2 separate regions of the Homo sapiens genome follow, and region 2 is linked to region 1. A link is an interaction called in ENCODE POLR2A ChIA-PET data of the cell type or tissue named here. Cell type or tissue: B cell. All regions are shown on one strand. Links, peaks and the distances in the headings refer to the core of each region. The heading gives the core; the rest is flanking DNA. Region 1 has its middle 37 kb from the start of CDK17. Region 2 overlaps CDK17 (cyclin dependent kinase 17).

Region 1 (10,435 bases), core at 6,390-10,389:
CCAAAGTGCTGGGATTACAGGTGTGAGCCACCACACCCGGCTATAACCTCTATTTTCTAGGAAATGTGAACCACTTTCAAATGCCAAACCCTGTGCTAGGTATTAGGGAAAAGACATCATGTTCTAGTGTTACAAATACTTTTTAAAATATTTTATTTGTTTGCTTTGATGAATTCATATGGTCAAAAAAGCAAAGTCTTGAAAGGATAAACAGTGAAAACCTCCTGTATTAGTCTGTTCTCACAATGCTATAAAGACATACCTGAAATTTGGTAATTTATAAAGAAAGGGGGTTTAATTGACTCACAGTTTTGCATGGCTGGGGAAGCCTCAGGAAACTTACAATCATGGTGGAAGGTGAAAGGGAAGCAAGGTGTGTCTTATACGATGGCAGGAGAGAGAGAGCAAAGGAAGTCACACTTTTAAACCATTAGATCTTGTGAGAACTCACTATCATGAAAACAGCAAGGGGGAAACCACCTCCATGTTCCAATCACCTCCCACGAGGTCCCTCTCTCAACACGTGGGGATTACAATTTGAGATGAGATTTGGGTGGGTACATAGAGCCAAACCATATTACCTCCCTTCCACACATGTGCCCCTGACACTCCATGACTTCTGCCTCCTGTTCCCCTCCCAATAATAGAGCTGGGAAATAATCTCATATCAATACATAAAATAGTTTCACAATATATTTGGCTGCACAGTATTCCAATGTGTGAATGTACCATAATTTATTTACTCATTTCATTATAGATAAACCTTTTTTTTAATTATACTTTAAGTTCTGCAGTACATGTGCACAACGTGCAGGTTTGTTACATATGTATACATGTGCCATGTTGGTGTGCTGCACCCATTAACTCATCATTTACATTAGGTATATCTCCTAATGCCATCCCTCCCCACTCCCCCTACCCCACAACAGGCCCCGGTGTGTGATGTTCCCCTTCTTGTGTCCAAGTGTTCTCATTGTGCAATTCCCACCTATGAGTGAGAACATGTGGTGTTTGGTTTTTTGTCCTTGCGATAGTTTGCTGAGAATGATGGTTTCCAGCTTCATCCATGTCCCTACAAAGGACATGAACTCATCCTTTTTTATGGCTGCATAGTATTCCGTGGTGTATATGTGCCATATTTTCTTAATCCAGTCTATCATTGATGGACATTTGGGTTGGTTCCAAGTCTTTGCTATTGTGAATAGTGCCACAATAAACATACATGTGCATGTGTCTTTATAGCAGCATGATTTATAATCCTTTGGGTACATACCCAGTAATGGGATGACTGGGTCAAATGGTATTTCTAGTTCTAGATCCTTGATGAATTGCCACAAAAACAAGAAATAGGGAAAGGATTCCCTATTTAATAAATGGTGCTGGGAAAACTTGCTAGCCATATGTAGAAAGCTAAAACTGGATCCCTTCCTTACACCTTATACAAAAATTAATTCAAGATGGATTGAAGACTTAAATGTTAGACCTGAAACCATAAAAACCCTAGAAGAAAACCTAGGCAATACCATTCAGGACATAGGCATGGGCAAGGACTTCATGTCTAAAACACCAAAAGCAATGGCAACAAAAGCCAAAATTGACAAATGGGATCTAATTAAACTAAAGAGCTTCTGCACAGCAAAAGAAACTACCATTAGAGTGAACAGGCAACCTACAGAATGGGAGAAAATTTTTACAATCTACCCATCTGACAAAGGGCTAATATCCAGAATCTACCAAGAACTCAAACGAATTTACAAGAGAAAAACAAGCAACCCCATCAAAAAGTGGGCAAAGGATATGAACAGACACTTCTCAAAAGAAGACATTTATGCAGCCAACAGACACATGAGAAAATGCTCATCATCACTGGCCATCAGAGAAATGCAAATCAAAACCACAATGAGACACCATCCCACACTAGTTAGAATGGCGATCATTAAAAAGTCAGGAAACAACAGGTGCTGGAGAGGATGTGGAGAAATAGGAACACTTTTACACTGTTGGTGGGACTGTAAACTAGTTCAACCATTATTGATAAAACTTTAAGTTGTTTTACTCTGATTCCACTACAAATAATACAGACATGAATAACATAATATGTAAGCTGATTTTCACATATGCCTGCATGTCTATAAGATAAATTTCTAGTCTGGCCTCAGTGGCTCATACCTGCAATTCCAATACTTTGGGCAGCTGAGGAAGGAGGATTGCTTGAGCCCAGGAGTTTGAGAATAGCCTGGACAACACAGCAAAACCTTGTCTCTACAAAAAGTAAAAATAAAAAAATAAAAGGCTGGGTGCAGTGGCTTACACCTATAATCCCAGCACCCTGGGAGGCTGAGGCAGGTGGATCATCTGAGGCCAGGAGTTCGAGGCAAGCCTGGCCAACTTGGTGAATACCTGTCTCTACTAAAAATACAAAAATTAGCTGGGCGTGGTGGTGAGCGCCTGTAATCCCAGCTACTTGGGAAGCTGAGGCAGGAGAATCACTTGAATCTGGGAGGCGGAGGTTGCAGTGAGCTGAGATCACGCCACCGCACTCCAGCCTGGGTGACAAGAGTGAAACTCTGTCTCAAAAAACAAACAAAAAACAAAAAAATAGTGCACCTGTGGTTTCAGCTACTCAGGAGGCTGAGGTGGGAGGACTGCTTGAACTTGGAAGGTCAAGTTTGCAGTAAGCTATGATTATGCTACTGTACTCCAGCCTGGGTGACAGAGCAAAACTCTGTCTCAAAAAAAATATATATATATAGAAGTGATGCTGTTGGGTCAAAGAACATGTAGATTCACAGAAGAGCATGCATTATTACATATCCTCAACAGTACAGCCTGTTAACAAAGTTTTTGCTTTTTGCCTATTTTGTTGGTAAAAAATGGTATCTCAGCATATATTTAAATTGTACTTATCTTATTATGAGTGAGGTTAAATATAATTTCAGATGTTTGTAAGCCATTTGTTTTTCCTTTTTTGAGAACTGCTTGTTTTTGAAGAAATCTTCACCAAGGGAACAATCATTGGAGCATCTGTTTTGTTTTTTTTTTGTTTTTTTTTGTTTTTTTGAGACAGAGTCTCGCTGTCCCCCAGGCTGGAGTCCAGTGACACGATCTCGGCTCACTGCAAGCTCCGCCTCCCGGGTTCATGCCATTCTCCTGCCTCAGCCTCCCAAGTAGCTGGGACTACAGGTGCCCCCCACCACTCCTGGCTAAATTTGGAGCCTCTGTTTCTAAAACCCTGTGCACCACGACTCAAAGAAAAGTAAACTGAGGATTTTAACACACTTCTCACTATCACTGCTTGAGATATTGAAATTTCTGTCATCTCCAAGTTGTAAAGTCTAGTTCACACACTCAGTGAGTTCACAGTCTGGCAATAAAGACAATGGAGAGAAGAGAGCAAATCAGGCTAAAGAGTACCCAGCTGTCCCAATTGTAATGCCAAAAGAGGCATGATGCACTTAGATGATGAGGGCTCATATTGGTACCCAAATACTCCATCTGATGGCCAGGGGCACTGCAGCTGGCACTCTAAGCAGTATCAGGGCTAACAGGGAGATGAAAGGTAGTGCCCTGGTTCTAAGAACTCTCCAGGGTGAGGGTCGACTCTAGCCAAAAGTAGGCAGGGCTAGGACAGGCAGGGACTAAGACATTATAAGCTTTAGAGGAAAGCTATTTCAAACTATTATAGGAATACAGAGAATAGGAAGGGCTGAAATATCCCTAGGAAGCAGGATGGAAGTGAGTTCTAGAAAGGTCTCACACTGAGATGGCTTTTGAACTGGGCCTTGAAGGATAAGACGGAATAACTAGGCAGAGAGGTGGAGATGGCCCCATATGCAAAGGGAATAAAATAAGCAAAGGCATGCAGGTCAGAGATCTTTTTCCTCTGAATGATGATGAATCCAGGGTGGCCAGAGAGCAGGGAGGGCACGTGTGTGTATACACAGGAAAGGGGTATGAAAGATGGGCAGAATGAGAGATGAGGTCACCTTTTAACTAAAAGCTTTTTTCTTTTTAACTAAAAGCTTTTTTCTTTTTAACTAAAAGCTTTTTATTTGCAGTTCTCAACTGAACTTAAATTTTCTTATAAATGTTATTTGGCATACATGAAAATCCCTGGCGTAAACATGGCTTAGGATAATGTATAAACAATCTATTTTAGGGAAAATAGAGGAAGAAGCCCACTGGACCAGAAAGAGTTGGCCCCTATTAGTCACGAGCCCTCTTGTTCCTCTCAAATCAAAAATAAATCTTAGGACCAGGGCTGTGGCACATCTGCAATCCCAGCACTTTGGGAGGCCAAGGTGGCAAGACTGCTTGAGCCTGGGAGTTCAAGATCAGCTCCTGACAACATAGCTGTCTCTACTAAAAATAAAAGAAGTTAGCTGGGCACGGTGGCTCATGCCTGCAGTCCCAGCTATGCCAGAGGCAAGGTGGGAGGATTGCTTGAGGCCAGGAGGATGAGGCTGCAGTGAGGCATGATCACACCACTGCACTCCAGCCTGGATGACAGAGCGAGACCTGTCTCAAATTAAATAAATAAATAGATAAGTCCTAGGACATCGAGGTTAACGGGTATGCTTATAAGGACAGAGCAACACAGCATCGGGGGTGGAATGAAGCAAAAACTTCTTAAAAAATGGACATGTAGACCAGGCACAGTGGCTCATGCCTGTAATCCCAGCACTTTGGGAGGCCGAGGTGGGTGCATCACCTGAAGTCAGGACCAGCCTGGCCAACACGGTGAAACCCATTCTCTACTAAAAATACAAAAAATTAGCCAGGCATAGTGGCAGGCACCTGTAATCCCAGGTACTTGGGAGGCTGAGGCAGGAGAATCACCTGTACCCTGGAGGCAAAGGTTGCAGTGAGCCGAGATCATGCCATTGCACTCCAGCATGGGCAACAAGAGCAAAACTGCGTCTCAAAAAAAAAAAGAAAGAAAGAAAGAAAGAAAAATGGACATGTGTACCCCTTTTATATTTATGATAATTAGAACTATTGGAATAAAGAACTATAAAAGCATAGACGCAAAGAGAGGTCAGTGAATGAAATTAGCTACATTACAGAACACTAATGATACCTACTATCTAAAAGCCCAGTAGATTTTACTAATGAATACTCCAGAGCTGTAACCATTTTAAAAAATCTGCTCAGCTTTAACAAGAAAAATACATGATAATTATTTTTTCAAGGAGACATTGCCAAGGTTTATCCATGCCAAAATGCTGATGGAAATTTTAATGTGAAATGAACCACAGAAAAGAGATGATAATGAGAGAGTCTTACAAAGGCCCTGTCATCTGCAGACACTGGCATTCTCTATTTTTCTTTCAGCTCCTCCTCAAACTGTTCTCCCCTAATCCTTGATGTTTATATTATCCACCCCCATAAAATCCAACACTTGACAGACTCTAGGGATTAAAAGCAAGAGCTAAACTCTCAAATCTGTACATATAAGATAAAACTAGTGACAGAGGTTCAAAAGACCTCACTGATATCTCTCATAGCATCAGTCAGCCTTGCCTTGCGGATCCAAGCAAGGGCCCTCTCTGGGCAATTCTTTTGTAAGGACTACTGTCTACATCTTATAGACTTACCTATGACTTGCGTAAGGATGCAGGACAAATCAAACCAAGAACTTTCCAAAAGAGTAGTAGGGAAGATAGGGGCTGAAGGCAGTGAGGTGGAGCTTCCAAGGGCTAATTGAGAAGTGATTACACAGGACAGGATAAGGTTTTGTACTCACAGTCCATCACAGATACTCTGAATTGCTTACTCCACTGCCATTCCCCTTCTTTCCTGCTAACAGAGCCCCGGTTTTGTTCAGGAAAACATTCCCAGCCCATGGGATGAGTGATGATTGGTCTAAGCCAATCGTAGTGGACTTATTCTCCTTTGCCAGTATTGGTAGGAGACTGGGCACATGGCCCAGACTTAACCAGTGCATTGTCAGAAGTAGTCAATTGAGGGTATGAGGAAAAAATTTATTTCCTGATAAAAGAAACGCTAGGGAAGTGGAAGCCTTTGGCCTCTCTTCCCTCGATTCCAGCTTGAATGCCGTTGTATGAGGGGATCTCAAGGCAAGAGCTTCGCAAAGACAGACATTGCTGACTTACTGAGGAGGCATGGTGGACTCTGCCTTCTTGATTACATTGTTGAATTACCAAACTAACCTTGAGACTGGCCTCTTGTTTAGTGAACAACAAATATTATTATGCTCTTAGGCCACTATTTGTTGGGATTTCTGTTTCTTGTAGCTGAAAGAACATCCTATATGTGTAGACAGCAAACTGATAACTAGGGGTGTAGTGGCAAGGTGAAGTCCAAAGGGCCAGGTAGAACAGTAAGTAGGAAGAGAGGACCAGGAGCATCTCAGTATGCAGTATGGGGAACAGGCTGGGAAAATGTTGAGGAGGTGCTGGGAGCGTGTCAGCTGAGTTCCTGGAGGCCTTCCTCCATGTACTTCCAGCTGTGTGAAACAGGGGTGATACTGACATTTTAAAGAATCACTGTGGGGCTGGGCATGGTGGCTTACGCCTGTAATCCCAGCATTTTTGGGGGCCGAGGTGGGCTGATCACTTGAGGCCAGGAGTTCGAGACCAGCCTAGGCAACATAGCAAAACTCCACCTCTACTAAAAATATAAAAATTAGCTGGGCCTGGTGGCACACGCCTGTAATCCCAGCTACTCGGGAGGCTAAGGCAGGAGAATTGCTTGAACCCGGGAGGCACAGGTTGCAGTGAGCCGAGATCAAGCCAGTGCACTCCAACCTATGTGACAAAGCAAGACTCCATCTCAAAAAAAGAAAAAAAAAGTCTACATTCCTTAGCCTTTCGCCCTACCATCTTGCCACACACAGACATCTCTAGATTTTAGTTCTTTAAGGACAGTTCTATGCCATAACTTTTTGTCTCACGTAGTTCTTAGAATATCTTATATGCAATTTTTTTTTTGTTAGATGGAATCTCTCTCTGTCGCCCAGGCTGGAGTGCAGTGGCGCAATCTCGGCTCACTGCAACCTCCGTCTCCTGGGTTCCAGTGATTCTCCTGCCTCAGCCACCTGAGTAGCTGAGACTATAGGCATGTGCCACCACACCCAGCTAATTTTTGTAATTTTAGTAGAGAGGGTTTCACCATGTTGGCCAGGATGGTCTTGATCTCTTCACTTCGTGATCTTCTTGTCTCGGCCTCCCAAAGTGCTGGGATTACAGGCATGAGCCACCGCACCTGGCCACAATAATTTTTAATAACCCTTTATTCATAGACATGGATACTTTCTATTTTGTCCTTTACCTTGTACCTTATATATTTTAGTCAACTAGTCATGACTAGCATGTTTGTATAATCTTGTAACTTTATGTTGATATTTGTGGTTATAGAAATGACCAGTGCTATAGTTTTTAATAAATTAACAATTTGACCAACTATATTATTTTGAATTTAAGTCTGTATTTGTTATAATTTTGTTTAAGAGACAGGGTCTTATTCTGTTGCCCAGGCTAGAGTGCAGTGGCATGAACACAGCTCACTGCAGCCTCGTCCTCCTGGGCTCAAGAAATCCTCCCACCTCAGCCTCCCAAGTAGCACCACAGGTGCACACCACCACACCAGGCTAATTTTTTAATTTTTTGTAGAGATGGGGTCTTGCCATGTTGTCCAGGCTGGTCTTGAACTCCTGTCCTCAAGTAATCTTCCCACCTCAGCTTCCCAAAGTGCTGGCATTTCAGGAATAAGCCCTCGTGCCCAGGCTATAATTATTTTTGAAACAGTAATTTGTAACTAGCTCCACCTTTATAATTTCACAACCAGATTTTTAAATTGCTAAAACAGAACCAACTTCCTGGTTCATAGCGTTATCATTTTAAGAGACCACTGTATTAATCCTAATTGGCACTCTTGTATTCTTGGCATGTTCTTCATTCCACAACTTTGCTCTTTCCATTTTCTCTATCCATCTCTCTATCTATCAAGAATGCTCTCTTGTCTTCCCTTAACTGACTCTTAAACATTCTTCAAAGTTCAAGTCTCACATGTCACGTGAGGCCCTTCCTGACCACTGTAATCCACTGTGGTTTCCCTTCCTTTCAAGTCTCTACTGCACTTATGATCTGCATCACTCATTACGCATCTTTGGCTTGCACTATTACACTGTTAGTCTTCTTTGTAAGTGTGTCTGTGTAACCGAAATGTTTCCAAGACCTCTGCCCTTCTCTTTAGTGTTTAATAAAATAAATAAAGCCAGCTGGGCACGGCGGCTCATGCCTGTAATCCCAACACTTTTGGAGGCCAAAGAGGGGCGAATCACTTGAGGTCAGGAGTTCAAGACCAGCCTGGGCAACATGGTGAAACCCCGTCTCTACTAAAAATATAAAAATTAGTTGGGCATGGTGGCACGTGCCTGTAATCCCAGCTACTCAGGAAGCTGAGGCAGGAGAATTGCTTGAGTCTGGAAAGTGGAGGTTGCAGTGAGCCCAGATCGCACCACTGCCCTCCAGCCCAGGCAACAAGAGCGAGACTCCATCTTAAAAAATAAATAAATAAATAAAATAAAATAAATGAAGCTACTGCACATAACTTGGTTCTCCTAAGGGAACACTTGAATGTACTGACACTTCCTCCAAACCTCTACTCCCAGTGTAATTATTGATCCTCTTTCACCATCTTGCCTCCTACACTCGCTTTCCTCTTTTTTTTTTTTTTTTTTGAGATGGAGTCTCGCTCTTGTTGCCCAGGCTGGAGTGCAATGGCATAGTCTCAACTCACCGCAACCTCCGCCTCCTGGGTTTAAGCAATTCTCCTGCCTCAGCCTCCCGAGCAGTTGGGATTACAGGCATGTGCCACCATGCCCGGCTAATTTCGTATTTTTAGTGGAGATGGGGTTTCACTCAGGCTGGTCTCTAACTCCTGACCTCAGGTGATTGCCAGCCTTACCCTCCCAAAGTGCTGGGATTACAGGCGTGAGCCACAGTGCCCGGCCTTTTTTTTTTTTTTTTTTTTTTTTTTTTTAAAGACAAAGTCTTGCTCTGTCGCCCAGTCTGGAGTGCAGTGGCACAATCTTGGCTCACTGCAACTTTCGCCTCATGGGTTCAAGCAATTCTGCTTCAGCCTCCCAAGTAGCTGGGATTACAGGCGCCTGCCACCACAACCAGCTAATTTATGTATTTTTTTTTAGTAGAGATGGGGTTTCACCATGTTGGCTAGGCTGGTCTCAAACTCCTGACCTCAAGTGATCCGCCCACCTAGGCCTCCCAAAGTTCTGGGATTACAGGTGTGAGCCACCATGCCCAGCCACTTACCTCAATTCCCCAGATGCCTGAAAGGGTGAGGCAGCATATCTATGGAGGCCACTCCTGCTTTTGGAACCTGACAAGATCTAAATGAAACCTGAAAACCTAAGTGGCCTCATCCTGGGAGATACACACTGTGATGGACTGAAACACATTGTGTTAATTATTAATGCATTATTACTAGTAATAATTGTATTAATAACTATTCATTAACTATTAATGATTGTGTATATTATTTGATGTAAGTGATCCATGGGTGAAAACCAGGGAGTGGCCTGTGGTGTTATGATATATATATAGGTTTTTGTCCACGGTTCCTGGCTCAGAATTCCCACAGCCCTTGTTATAGTCTTTGTTTTTTTTTTTTTTTTTTTTTGAGATGGAGTTTCACTCTTGTTGCCCAGGCTGGAGTGCAGTGGCAAGATCTCAGCTCACTGCAACTGTTACCAGACCAAACTGAGGGCCAGGCTTCTATTTTTCATGGCCCAATAACGAGATGCAGATGAACTGGGGAGGAAGAGAACTTTTACTTCTGTAACTGGTTACAGGGAGAAGGTCTGGAAATTATCGCCAGACCAACTCCAAATTACAAAGTTTTCCAAAGCTTATATACTTTCTAAGCTATATTCATCTAAAGACATAAGTGATGAACTTCTTTTAATCTGTAACTAGGGTCTGAGTCCTGTAGATCTTTTTCTGAAGCCTTAGTAAGTTTACTTAGTCTAAATGGGTCTAGGTGCTGGGGTGATGACCTTTATCTCTCTTTTTTCTTTGAGACAGAGTTTCACTCTTGTCACCCGGGCTGGAGTGCAGTGGCGCAATCTCGGCTCACTGCAACCTCCACCTCCTGGATTCAAGTGATTCTCCTGCCTCAGCCTCCCAAGTAGCTGGGATTACAGGCATGCGCCACCATGCCCGGCTAATTTTTGTATTTTTTTTTTTCCGAGATGGAGTCTTGCCCTGTAGCCCAGGCTGGAATGCAGTGGCACAATCTCGGCTGACTGCAACACTCCCTGTCCTGGGTTCAAGCAATTCTCCTGCCTCAACCTCCTGAGTAGCTGGAATTACAGGCACGCACCACCACGTCCGGCTAATTTTTGTATTCTTAGTAGAGATGGGGTTCCACCATGTTGGCCAGGATGGTCTGG
Region 2 (12,560 bases), core at 4,135-8,134, 87 kb after region 1:
GTGTGATGAAACCCAAAGCATAAGACATTTCTGCTACATAGTATAGCCATACAATGGAATAGTAAACATCCATTTAGAAAGATGACGTATAGCTACATTTATTTATATAAATGGATCTCCATGAAATAGTTGAGGGGAAGTAGCTGAAATGTAATACTTCATGGGAAAACAGCCTATGAAACAGCATGTATGGCCTGATGGAATTCATGTGAATGTATTTATATATGTTTTTTGGAACATTAGGTTTTGTAAAGTGTTAAAAGTGTCATTGATATTACATGGCCAAATATATTTGGAGTGTCAGTAATACTTATTAGTATATGAAGTCTCTGCAAAATTTTATAGTTTTTCTACTTTATTTGATTTAGCTTTCCAGATTTGACCAAACTATTAATAGTAGTGGGACAGGTGGTTTCTATGTTGTATGAATTCTGTACACCACTTTTAATACCTTTATATGGAAAAACAAACAGTATTTATTACCAAAAACCTGTGTCTGATCCAATTAAACTATTTCATAAACTCTAATACTTTAAAAAATTGTCATCTATTTGAGTAGCAAAATAGCCATAATTTGAAATGTTGTCACTGAAAGACTTCATATTACATCTTTGCTCTTGATTATGGGTCACATTTTTCTGTTTCTTGGTCTCTGATTTTTTATTTGCTGTCAGACATTGTGAAAAAGGACAGTACAGACTGAAGTATTCTGTCAGGTCACTAGTGTTAGGGGCTGAGTCAGTTCAGTTTGGGATGGGACCTTGTTGCAGTTTTAGTTGTCTTTAGTTTACCACTGGTATCAGATGTTGTGAAGGCAGGATGAGGACACTCCCTTTATTAGAGTTTGCCATCTGAGTACCTGTGAGATTCAGGCAATCTCGCCATCCTTTATAGCCCACCCCAGCCTTTATAGCCCAGTTTGTTGTACTGTGGGAGATCCCTCTCTGTTTCACAGCACAGCTGTTGGCATTTGGAGCAGCTGGGACATGTTTTTTTTTTTTCTCTCTCTCTAGCCCCACTTCTGGCTTCGGTCCTTACCTCTGGAGAGAGCACTGAACTAATACCCTGCCACCTTCCTTTGGCCACCTTACACTTAGTGTGCCACTTGAACAGGGGTTTCTCTCAGCTCTTCTGCCTTGTCCTCAGCATTCTGTGGTCCCATCGCCTCACCTTCCCTTATTCAGCTTCAATACTTGGAAGGGATCCTATTGGGAAAGTGCAGATTTGCTTTGTGAATGAGATTTCTGAGATTTTAATCTATCTTGCCCCCGTGTTCCCCTTGAAAAGTCTGTTAAAAGTTGGCTGGTTTCCCCCTCCTATTGCAGGTTCACTTCTCCTTTCACCATGATCCCAGCCCTGTTTTCTTTTCCAGAAAGGGCTTGTTCCTCTAGAATTTAGTTGATTTATTTTCTTTGCATCCTCAGCTTTCTGAGTTTAAAAAACTATGATTTTATAGTTTGTCTGGCTCATTCTTACTGTTAAGCTGGGAGCAACAACAGTCTTTTGTGAGCGTCTATATCATAACCATAAAGCGCTAATCCTGATATATTCTGTTGTGTTCAGCATAATTGGTATAGGTCATATTGAAATTATTTAGCCAATTATTTCAGTAAAGCTCCACTCAAATGAAATATTGACCATATTTAGGCTTGATGGAAAACTGATATAAATGCCTGCTAACACGACAGTTAAAATGTTTTTATTGTGATAAAATATACAAAACAAAATTTGCCATTTTAGTTATTTTTAAGCATAAAGTTCAACGACAATTAAGATTGAAATTTTGTGTAACCATCACAACTATTTCTAGAGCTTTTTCATGTAAGTAGAATCATATAATATTTGTCCTTTTGTGTCTGACTTAGTTCCCTTAGCATAATGTTCTCAAGGCTCATCTGTGTTGTAGCATATGTCAGAACTTCATTTGTTTTTATGGCATCGTATGTATATGCCACATTTTGTTTATCCGTTGATTGGCAGTTTGTTTTCACCTTTTGGCTGTTGTGAATAATGCTGCCATTAACATTGGTGTACAAGTATCTGTTTGAGTCCCTGTTTTCAGTTTTTTTTTTTTTGGTATATCCCTAGGAGTAGAGTTGCTGGGTCATATGATTATTCTGTGTTTAGTTTTTTGAGGAACTACCAGTTTTTCACAATGGCTACACCATTTTACAGTTGCATCAGTGTTCCAGTTTGTCCACATCCTCACTGACACTGCTTTCTGTTTGATAGTAGCCATCCTAGTGGGTATGAGGTGGTATCTCATAGTGGTTTTGGTTTGCATTTCTCCAATGAGTAATAATGTTGAGCATCTTTTTATGTGCTTATAGGCCATTGGTATATCTTTGGTGCGATGTACATTCAAGACCTTTACCCATTTTTAAATTGGGTGTTTGTTTTTTGCTGTTGAGTTGTAGCAGTTCTTTCTGGATATTAAACTCTTGTCAGATATATGATTTGCAAGTATTTTAACCCATTCTGTGGGTTGTTTCACTCTCTTTACTATCATTTTAAATTTAAAGTCCAATATGTCTGTTTTTGGGGGTCTTTTTTGTTGTTGCCTGTGCCTTTGGTGTCATATTTAAGAAATCATTGTGAAATCCAATATCAGGAATATTTCTTCTAAGAGTTTTACAGTTTTAACTCTTATATTTAGGCCTTTGATTCATTTTCAGTTAACTCTTGTATATGGTGTAAGGTAATGGTCCAGTTTCACTCTTTTGCATGAAAACATCCAGTTTTCCCAGCACCATTTGCTAAATAAACTGCTCCCTCCCTATTGAATGGTCCTGGTACCTTTGTCAAAAATCAGGTGTGAGAGTCTGTGTTTGGGTTCTCAATTCTATTCTGTTGGTCTATATATATCTATTCTTATGTCAATACCATAATGTTTTGATTATTGTAGCTTTTTATCTTTTTATTAGGTCTTGAAATGGGGACACATAAGACCTCCACCTTTGTTCTTCTAGTTCAAAACTATTCAAGGTTCCTTGGAATTCCATATAAATTTTAAGATATCGTCGTTGTCTTGCTTTTTTTTTTTTTTTAAATTTGAGACAGGATCCCACTATCACCCAGGCTGGAGTGCAGTGGCATAATCATAGCTCACTGTAAACCGGAACAAATTTTAGACCATGTTCTTTTTCTGCAAAAGAGCACCATTGAAATTTTGATAGAGATTGCATTAAACCTGTAGATCATTTGGATAATGTTGACATCATATTAAGTCTTCCAATCCATGACTATGGGATATACTTTCATTTATTTAGGTTTCTTTAATTTTATTCAACAATATTTTGTAATTTTCAGCATATAAGTCTATCACTGCATTGGTTAAATTTATTCCTAAGTATTTTACTGTTTTTGATGCTATTCTAAATGGATTCTTTTTAAAATTTCCCTTTCATATAGTTCATTGCTAACCTATAGAAATACAACTGATTTCATCATGGCAGTTTTCTTTCTACATCTTAAGGAAATTAGTTTATTAGCTCTAATGGGGTTTTATTTGTGGATTCTTTAAGGTTTTCTTCATATAAGATCATGTCATCTCTAAATAGGGATAGTTTTATTTTTTCATTTCCTATTTGGCTGCCTTATATTTCTTTTTCTTGCCTAATTGTTCTGACTAGAACTTCCAGCACGGTATTGAATAGAAGTGGTGAAAGCAGGCATCTTTGTCTTGTTTTTTATCTTAAGAGAAAAGCTTTCAGTCTTTCACCATTGAATACGATATTAGCTGTGAGTTTTTATATATGGCCTTTTCATGTTGAGGAAATTCCTTTCTCTTTTGTTTATTGAGTGATTTTATCATGAAAGGGTGTTGAATTTTGTAAAATCCTTTTTTTTTTTTTTTTTGCTAAATCAATTGAGAAGTTCATGTGGTTTATCTTCATTTTGCTAATGTGATGTATTACATTAGTTGATTTTCTTTTTTTTTGAGACAGGGTTTTGCTCTTGTTGCCCAGACTGGAGTGCAATGGCCCAATCTCGGCTCATTGCAACCTCCCCCTCCTGGGTTTAAGCGATTCTCCCGCCTCAACCTCCTAAGTAGCTGGGATTACAGGCATGCGCCACCATGCCCGGCTAATTTTGTATTTTTAGTAGAGACGGGGTTTCACCATGTTGTCCAGGCTGGTCTCCAACGCCTGACCTCAGGTGATCTACCTGCCTTAGCCTCCCAAAGTTCTGAGATTATGGGCGTGAGCCACTGCGCCTGGCTACATTAATTGATTTTCTTATGTTGAACCACCGTCGCATTCTTGAGACAAATCCTGGTTCATTATATACCCATTTGGTATAATCTTTTTAATAAGCTGCCGAATTCAATTTGTTAGTATTTTCTTAAGGATTTTTGCATCTATATTTATAAAGGATACTGACTTGTAAAATTTTCTTTTCTTACGATGTCTTTGTTTGGCTTTGGTGTCAGGGTAATGTTGGCCTTATAGAAGTCAAGAAGTGTTACCCCCTCTTCAGTTGTTTAGGAATAGGTTGTTAATTCATCTTTAAATGTTTGGTAGACTTTACCAGTAAAGTCATCTGGTCCTGGGCTTTTTTGGTTGGAAGTGTTTTATACTGATTGTCAGCTCACTTCTTAGGTATATTTTGGTTGTCTCTTTCTTCTTGTGAGTTTTGCTGGTTTGTGTGTTTGTAAGAGTTTGTCTATTTCATTAAGCTATCCAATTTGTTAGCATATAATTGTTCATAGCATTCTTTTATAATCCGTTTTATTTCTGTATAATTGGTAGTGATGTTTCCACTTTCTGATTTTAGTCATTTGAGTGTAATCTCTTCTTGTTAGTCAGTCTAGCTAAAAATTTATTTTGTTGATTTTTTTTTTCTTTTTTGTTTTTTTTTTTTTTTTTTTGAGACAGAGTCTCGCTGTGTTGCCCAGGCTGCAGTGCAGTGGCACGACCTCGGCTCGCTGCAACCTCCACCTCCCAGGTTGAAGCAGTTCTCCTGCCTCAGCCTCCCAAGTAGCTGAGATTACAGGTACTTGCCTTGACGTCCAGCTAATTTTTGTATTTTAGTAGAGATGGGGTTTCACCATGTTGGCTAGGCTGGTCTCAAACTCCTGACCTCAGGTGGTCCACCCACGTCAGCCTCCCTGTGCCCAGCCTATTTTGTTGATCTTTTAAAGAACCAACTTTCTGTTTTGTTTTTTCTCTATTCTTTTTCTATTCTCTATTTTGTTTATCTCCAATTTGGACTTTATTATTTTCTTCTTTCTGCTAGCTTTGAGTTTTGTTTGATGTTCTTTTTCTAATTCTATAAAGTGTACCGTTAGGTTATTGAGCTCTTTTAATGTAAGCTTTTATAGCTATAAACATCCTCTTTACACTTCTTTAGCTACATCTCATATGCTTATGTATGTTGTGTTTTTGTTTTCATTTGCATGAGGGTCTTTTTTATATCTCTTGTGGTTTCTTCTTTGATCAGTTGCTTGTTTGAGAATATGTTGCTTAATTTCCACATATGCACAAATTTTCCGGTTTTCCTTCTGTTTCTGATTTTTAGTTTCATTCCATTTTGATTGGAAAAGAGCTTTTTATGATTTTAGTTTTTTAAAGTTTATTAAGACTTGTTTTATGGCCTGCCTTATGGCCTGTCCTGGAGAATGTTCCATATGCGCTTGAAGAGTGTGTATTCTGCTTGTTAGGTGGAGTGTACTATGTATATCTGATAGGTCTAATACAATAGGTATATAGTGCTGTTCAAGTCCTATATTTCTTTCCTCCCCTTCCCCTCCCCTCCCCTCCCCTCCCTTCCCCTCCCTTCCCCTCCCTTCCCCTCCCTTCCCCTCCCCTCCCCTCCCTTCCCTTCCCCTTTCTGTGAGACAGAGTCTCACTCTGTCGTCCAGGCTGGAGTGTGATCCTGGCTCACTTCAACTCTGCCTCCCAACTTCAAGCAATTCTCCTGTCTCAGCTTCCTGAGTAGCTGGGATTACCGGCATGCACCACCACACCTGGCTAGCTTCTTTTGTATTTTTAGTAAAGACGAGTTCTCACCATGTTGGCCAGGCTGGTTTGAAACTCCTGACCTCAGGTGATCTGCCCGCCTCTGCCTCCTAAAGTGTTGGGATTACAGGCATGAGCCACCACACCCAGCCACGTCCTGTATTTCTTTATAAATCTGTCTGGTTCTTCTGTCCAGTACTTAAAATAGGATATTGAAGTCTCCATCTATTATTGTAGAGTTGTCTGTTTCTCCTTTCAATTCTGTTTTTGCTTAATATATTTTTAGTCTCTGTTTTTAGGTGTGTAAACGTTTATAATTGATATAGCTTAATGTATCGAACCCCTTATAATATATGATGGCCTTCGTGTCTTGTTATCATACTCTGTTTTGTCTGACAAAAACATAGCTACACTTGCTCTTTTTTGGTTACTATTTGCATGGAATATTTTTTCCTATCCTTTCACTTTCAGTTTCTTAGTGTCTTTGTATCCAAAGTGCTTCTCTCTCTTTTTTTTTTTTGAGACAGAGTCTCCCTCCCTCACCAGGCTGGAGTGCGGTGGTGTGATCTCGGCTCACTGCAACCTCTGCCTCTTGGGTTCAAGTGATTCTTCTGCTTCAGCCTCCTGAGTAGCTGGGACTACAGGCACCTGCCACCATGCCCAGCTAATTTTTGTATATTTAGTAGAGATGGAGTTTCACCATGTTGGCCAGGATGGTCTTGATCTCTTGATCTCATGATCCACTTGTGTTGCCCTCCAAAAGTGCTAGGATTACAGGCGTGAGCCACCATGCCCGGCCTTTTTTTTAGTGGAGTTTTGCTCTTGTTGCCCAGGCTGGAGTGCAGTGGTGGAATCTTGGCTCACTGCAAGCTGCGCTTCTCGGATTCAAGCAGTTTTCCTGCCTCAGCCTCCTGAATAGCTGGGATTATAGGTGCACGCCACTACGCCTGGCTAATTTTATTTATTTATTTATTTATTTTTTGAGATAGAGTCTCACTCTGTCACCCAGGCTGGAGTGCAGTGGCATGATCTCAGCTTACTGCAACCTCCACCTCCCAGGTTCAAGTGATTCTCCTGCCTCGGCCTCCCGAGTAGCTGGGACTACAGGCGTGTGCCACCATGCCCGGCTGTTTTTTAGTATTTTTAGTAGAGATGGGGTTTCACCATGTTGGCCAGGCTGGTCTTGATCTCCTGACCTTGTGATCTGCCCGCCTCCGCCTTCCAAAGTGCTGGGATTACAGGCGTGAGCCACTGCACCTGGCCAATTTTTGTGTTTTTAGTAGAAATGGGATTTCACCATGTTGGCCAGGCTGGTCTTGAACTCCTGACCTCACACGATCCACCCACTTCCCAAAGTCCTGGGATTACAGGTATGAGCCACTGCACCCGGTCTCTTATAGACAGCATTTAGGTGGATTGGGTTTTTAAAAAATCCAGTCTGACAATCTCTGCCTTTTAATTGAAGAGTTTAATTCATTTACATTTAAAATACTGATAAGGAAGAACTAATTTTTCTAGTTAGCTATTGTTTTCTGTATGTCTTATTTGTTTCTAACTCCTTAATTTTTTTATTTTTGCCCTTTTATTGCACTTTGCTAATTTTTAAAATAGCATACCATTCTAATTCCTTTGTTTTTTTTCTTTTCTGTAATATTTTATAGTTAGTTTTTTAGTGGTTACCTTGAGGATTATAGTTAACATCTTAAAATGATAGTAACCTCATTTGAATAATACCAACTTAGTAGTATATAAATAGTCTGCTCCTGTATATCTCTGTCTCTTCCCTTTTATATTGTTATTGTCACAGATTACCTTTTTATATTTTATGTGCCCAGCAGCAGATTTATAATTTTTTTTACCTTTTAAGATAAATGCAAATCAAAATCACAATGAGATAACATCTCACACCAGTCGAATGGCGATTACTAAAATGTCAAGAAACAACAGATACTGGCAAGGTTGCGGAGAAATAGGGATGCTTTTACACTGTTGGTGGGAATGTAAATTAGTTCAACCATTGTGGAAGACAGTGTGGCGATTCCTCAAAGATTTAGAACCAGAAATACCATTTGACCAGCAATCCCATTACTGGGTATATACCCAAAGGAATATAAATCATTCTGTTACAAAGATACATGCATGTGTATGTTCATTGCAGCACTATTCACAACAGCAAAGACATGGAATCAACCCAAATGCCCATCATTGATAGACTGGATAAAGAAGATGTGGTACATGGACACCATGGAATACTATTCAGCCACAAAAAGGAATGAGATCATGTCCTTTGCAGGGACATGGTTAAGGCTGGAAACCATTATGCTCAGCAAACTAACACAGAAACAGAAAACCAAACACCTCATGTTCTGACTTATAAGTGGGAGGTGAACAGTGAGAACATATGGAAACAGGGAGGGAAACAACACTTAACTGAGGCCTGTCGGAGGAGGGCAGGGGTAGGGAGAGCATTAGGGAAAAGAGCTAATGCATGTTGGCCTTAATACCTAGGTGATGGGTTAAGTGCAGCACACCACCATGGCACATGTTTACCTATGTAACAAGCCTGCTCATCTTGCACATATACCCCAGAACTTCAAAAACAACAACAATAAAATAATTAAAAAAACAAGAAAAGCAAAAAGTTAAAAACCAAAAGTGCGTTAATACTCTCTTTTATAATTACCTGTGTAATTACCTTTACCAGTGTTATGTCTTACGTCCTTTCATTATAGCCTGAAGGTTTCCCTTTATCTTTCTTGTAGAGTAGGTCTACTGGTAACATACTTCCTTGGCTTTTATCTGGAAATTTCTCCTTCATTCTTAAAGGATAGTTTTGCTGAATATAAAATTCTTGGTTGACTTTTTGTTTTCTCTCTGGATTTAAAATATGCCGTTCCTATTGCTGCCTGGTCATCACAGTTTATGATGACACATCAGCTGTTAATCTTACTGAAGAGCCCATGTATATGTCTAGTTGCTTTTCTCTTGCTGCTTTCAAGATACTTTATTTGTCTTTGGGTTTCTACACTTTGGATATAATGTGTCTGAATATTGTATCTCCTTTGAATTTATTCTTGGATTTATTTGAAATTTTTGGATGTATGTATTCATGTCTTTCATCAGCTTTGAGAAGCTTTTCACCGTTATTTCTTCAAATATTTCCCCCTTTCTTTTATCTTTGGGGGCTCCTATGCTGTGTAGGTGGGTACACTTGATAGTGTCCCTGTCCGGTAGGTTCATCAGGCTCTATTCATTTTTCTTCATTCTTTTTTCTTTGTATCCCTAAGACTGGATAATTTTAATTGCCTTGTCTTCAAATTTGCTAATCATTTTTTCTGCCTGTTCAAATCTGTTGAACCACTCTAGTGAATTTTTAAATTGTAGTTATTGTAATTTTTAGCTTTGGAATTTTTGTTTGATTCCATTTTATAATTTCAGTCTCTTTACTGATATTCTTGTTTTGCTCATACATTGTTTTCCTGATTTCCTTCAGCTCTTTGAGTATATTTAGGACAGTTGATTTAACATTTTTGACTAGCAATTCCAAATTCTGTGCTGCTTCAGGTTTCTGTCAAATGCTTTTTTTCTTAATGGGCCATGCTTTCCTGTTTGTGTGCTTTGTGGTTATTTGTTGAGACCTAGCCACTGTAGTACAATGTGGTAACTGTGGTTATCAGATTCTCCCACTCATCAGGCCTTTCTTGGCTAGTTGAAGGCTGTTGTCATCCCTTTGTGACTTTCCAAAACCATTTTTGCAAACTGTGTATTTCTTGTGTGTATAGTCACTGAAGTTTCTATTACATTATCTCTGTAGTAAGTCAGTGACCTGACAATGATATAACAATATCTGGTTTAAAGAAGAAGGTGCTGTCTTATTAGATCTTCCAGTAGATGCAGGTGCGCCTCCCCTGCCCGGTAGCCCCAGAGGGCCTAAATAAAGGCAAGCATCTGCCTCTGTGCCTGTCTCTCAGTGATCTGCCAAACTGACCAAAATATTCAAACTTGAATTTTTGGAGGACAAAATTCTCCCACTGCCTGCTATGGCACTAATAAGTCGCTCCAGAGATGGGGGCTGCTATTCCTTACTGTTGTGGCAAAGCTGAGAAATGGGGAATGGTAGCTACTGGTTTGCCCATGTGAGTCAAGATCAGCAGCCTCTGCATGAAGCACTTTCCTGGTTGTTTTTAGTGTCTAATTAGGTTCCATACTTGGAAGATAGTTGATTCTTGTTGTTTTTCCAGTTTACTGGTTGTTTTTGGTACAAGAACCAAGCTCTAGAGCATTCTTCTCTGACATTTTACACCTCAAGTGTCATAATAAACTAATATTGTCTTTCTTATGGTATTTTTGAATGGAGGAAAATCTTTGGTACATTTCTTTTTTTCTAGTTTGTGTGTTTCACTATTCATACTATCAAAAGAAAAGAATCAGCCTCAGATTTGAACACATCAAGGATTAATTTTTTTTTTTAAGACAGAGTTTCTCTCTTGTTGGCCCAGGCTGGAGTGCAATGGCACAATCTTGGCTCACTGCAGTCTCTGCCTCCTGGGTTCAAGCGATTCTCCTGCGGCAGCCTCCCGAGTAGCTGGGATTACAGCATGCACCACCACACCCAGCTAATTTTATATTTTTAGTAGAGACGGGGTTTCTCCATGTTGATCAGGCGGTCTTGAACTCCCAACCTCAGGTGATCCGCCTGCCTTGGCCTCCCAAATTGCTGAGATTACAGTCGTGAGCCACCACACTTGGCCAAGGATTAAAAATTTTAAGTGTTTGTATAAAAAACCTATAGCATGATTGAAATTTTAATTCAGTGCTCTGTCAGTGTTTTGTACAATCACTTCATGGTTTTGTTTGTTTGTTTGTTTGTTTGACATGGCATCTTGCTCTGTCACCTGGGCTGGAGTGCAGTGGCATGATCTTAGCTCATTGCAACCTCCACCTCCCAGGTTCAAGCGATTCTTCTGCCTCAGCCTCCCAAGTAGCTGGGATTACAGGTGCACACCACCACGCCTGGCTAATTTTTGTATTTTACTTTGTGTTTTATGCAAATAACAACATTGTCTCTAATGAAAAAAGTTTAAGTTTTAAACACTGGTTATTCCTCATTCTGTATGATTAGCTTACATGTCCTAGAGTGTGTTGGGTATTTGTCATGGCTTAATTATTGTGGGGAAAATAACAGAATATTTGCTTACATGCCACTTAATGAGTTCACTTTTTTTACAGTAGTTTTTATTTATAGTCATCGTTGCTGAAAATGTTATGAAGAAATAAATCTGTCTTTATCTCTGTTTGATATTTCAGAAAGACTGACAAAAGCAACATTACGTGGAATAATCTTAGTTTCCCAATAAATCCTAGATTTTATTCTTCACAATACTTGATTTGTTCTACGTGTATGTTTTGCTTATTTACCTAAAGGAAAGTCATTTAGTCATTTAAAAACAATATTTAGCCTTTTCTTTAATATTTTGCAATTATTAACAAAAAATTGTTTTAAGAATATTTCAAAAACATAAACAGTGGATTGCCACTCTAATAAGTCCTTTTATATTAGAGTAGCTTGACTATAAGGTGAAATTGTATGCAAAGAGTTTCTTACTGCAAGTGCTGAGAAAACCACACTATAACACCATTTTTACAAGTAAAGACTCATACTAGAACATCTAGTTTGGGAGTATTTTTAGCTGTTATCTTCTTTTAAAACAGTGTATGGTATGCATATTTTTCTATTCCTAAGGCCCAAACTGAGTTGGCATTCTAGAATCATTATCTATATTCCTTAAGTAAATAGAATTCTTACCTTTCCTTAATTGTATAGCAGATAATCCAAGAACAAGTTTAGCCCAAGGCGAAGTAAGATAATTCATTATATTTGCATGTTCCTTTTATGTACTTATTGTTGATAACTGATTTTTGAACATTTTCAACTGTCTTTAAATGGAGAGTTATATGCTGTCATTCTGTAACCCTTTACTGCCCTTTTACCGTTTTAAATTTGATCTAAGTATTACAAAAAGCTAGAAGTGTTTTTGACATCTAGAAAAACATTAGTTTTGCAGTACACACACGTACATATATGAGACGTGTGTGTGTGTGTGTGTGTGTGTGTATGTATATGATAAGTGCTATGAGTAAAAACTAAGGATAGAGGAATAGAGTCAGAAAAGGGCCCTCTGAAGAATGACATTTACACTGAAATGTGAATATTTAGTCATTTACCATTAAGTCACACTGTTTAATCTATCTTAATATTCATAGAAACAATAGCGTAGGATGATGGCCTCCAGATTCATCCATTTATTCTAAGCAAACTAATGTAGGAACAGAAAACCAAATACTACATGTTCTCACTCATAAGTGGGAGCTAAGCAATGAGAACGCATGGACACAAAGAGGGGATCAACAGACACCGGGGCCTACTTGAGGGTGAAGATTGGAGGAGGGAGAGGATAAAAAAACTACCTATTGGGTACTATACGTACTACTTTGGTGACAGAATAATCTGCACAGCAAACCCCCATATATGCAGTTTACCTCTATAACAAACATGTTCATGTACTCCTGAGCATAAAAGTTAAAAAAAGAAATGATAGT

What was found. ChIA-PET counts read pairs that join two places held together with the same protein. Peaks named below come from ENCODE experiments on the same cell type or tissue, not always from the same donor. Only the 100,000 strongest peaks of a DNase experiment are listed, where the experiment ranks them.
Region 2: POLR2A ChIA-PET joins it to region 1 with 7 read pairs; 4 of 35 experiments call an interaction of 5 or more read pairs at or near these places.

The regions. Positions count from the first base shown.
Region 1 is chr12:96,432,024-96,442,458 of GRCh38, reverse strand. No RefSeq gene overlaps it. Among named protein-coding and RNA genes, the nearest start is that of CDK17, 37 kb to the right of the region's middle. In B cell, for the core only: no CTCF peak of the experiment used is centred there; a DNase peak (open chromatin) is centred at 8,068.
Region 2 is chr12:96,340,834-96,353,393 of GRCh38, reverse strand. The region is part of intron 1 of CDK17 (cyclin dependent kinase 17); the gene reads left to right. Among named protein-coding and RNA genes, the nearest start is that of CDK17, 53 kb to the left of the region's middle. In B cell, for the core only: no CTCF peak of the experiment used is centred there; a DNase peak (open chromatin) is centred at 6,323; H3K4me3 peaks cover 656 bases; H3K27ac peaks cover 799 bases.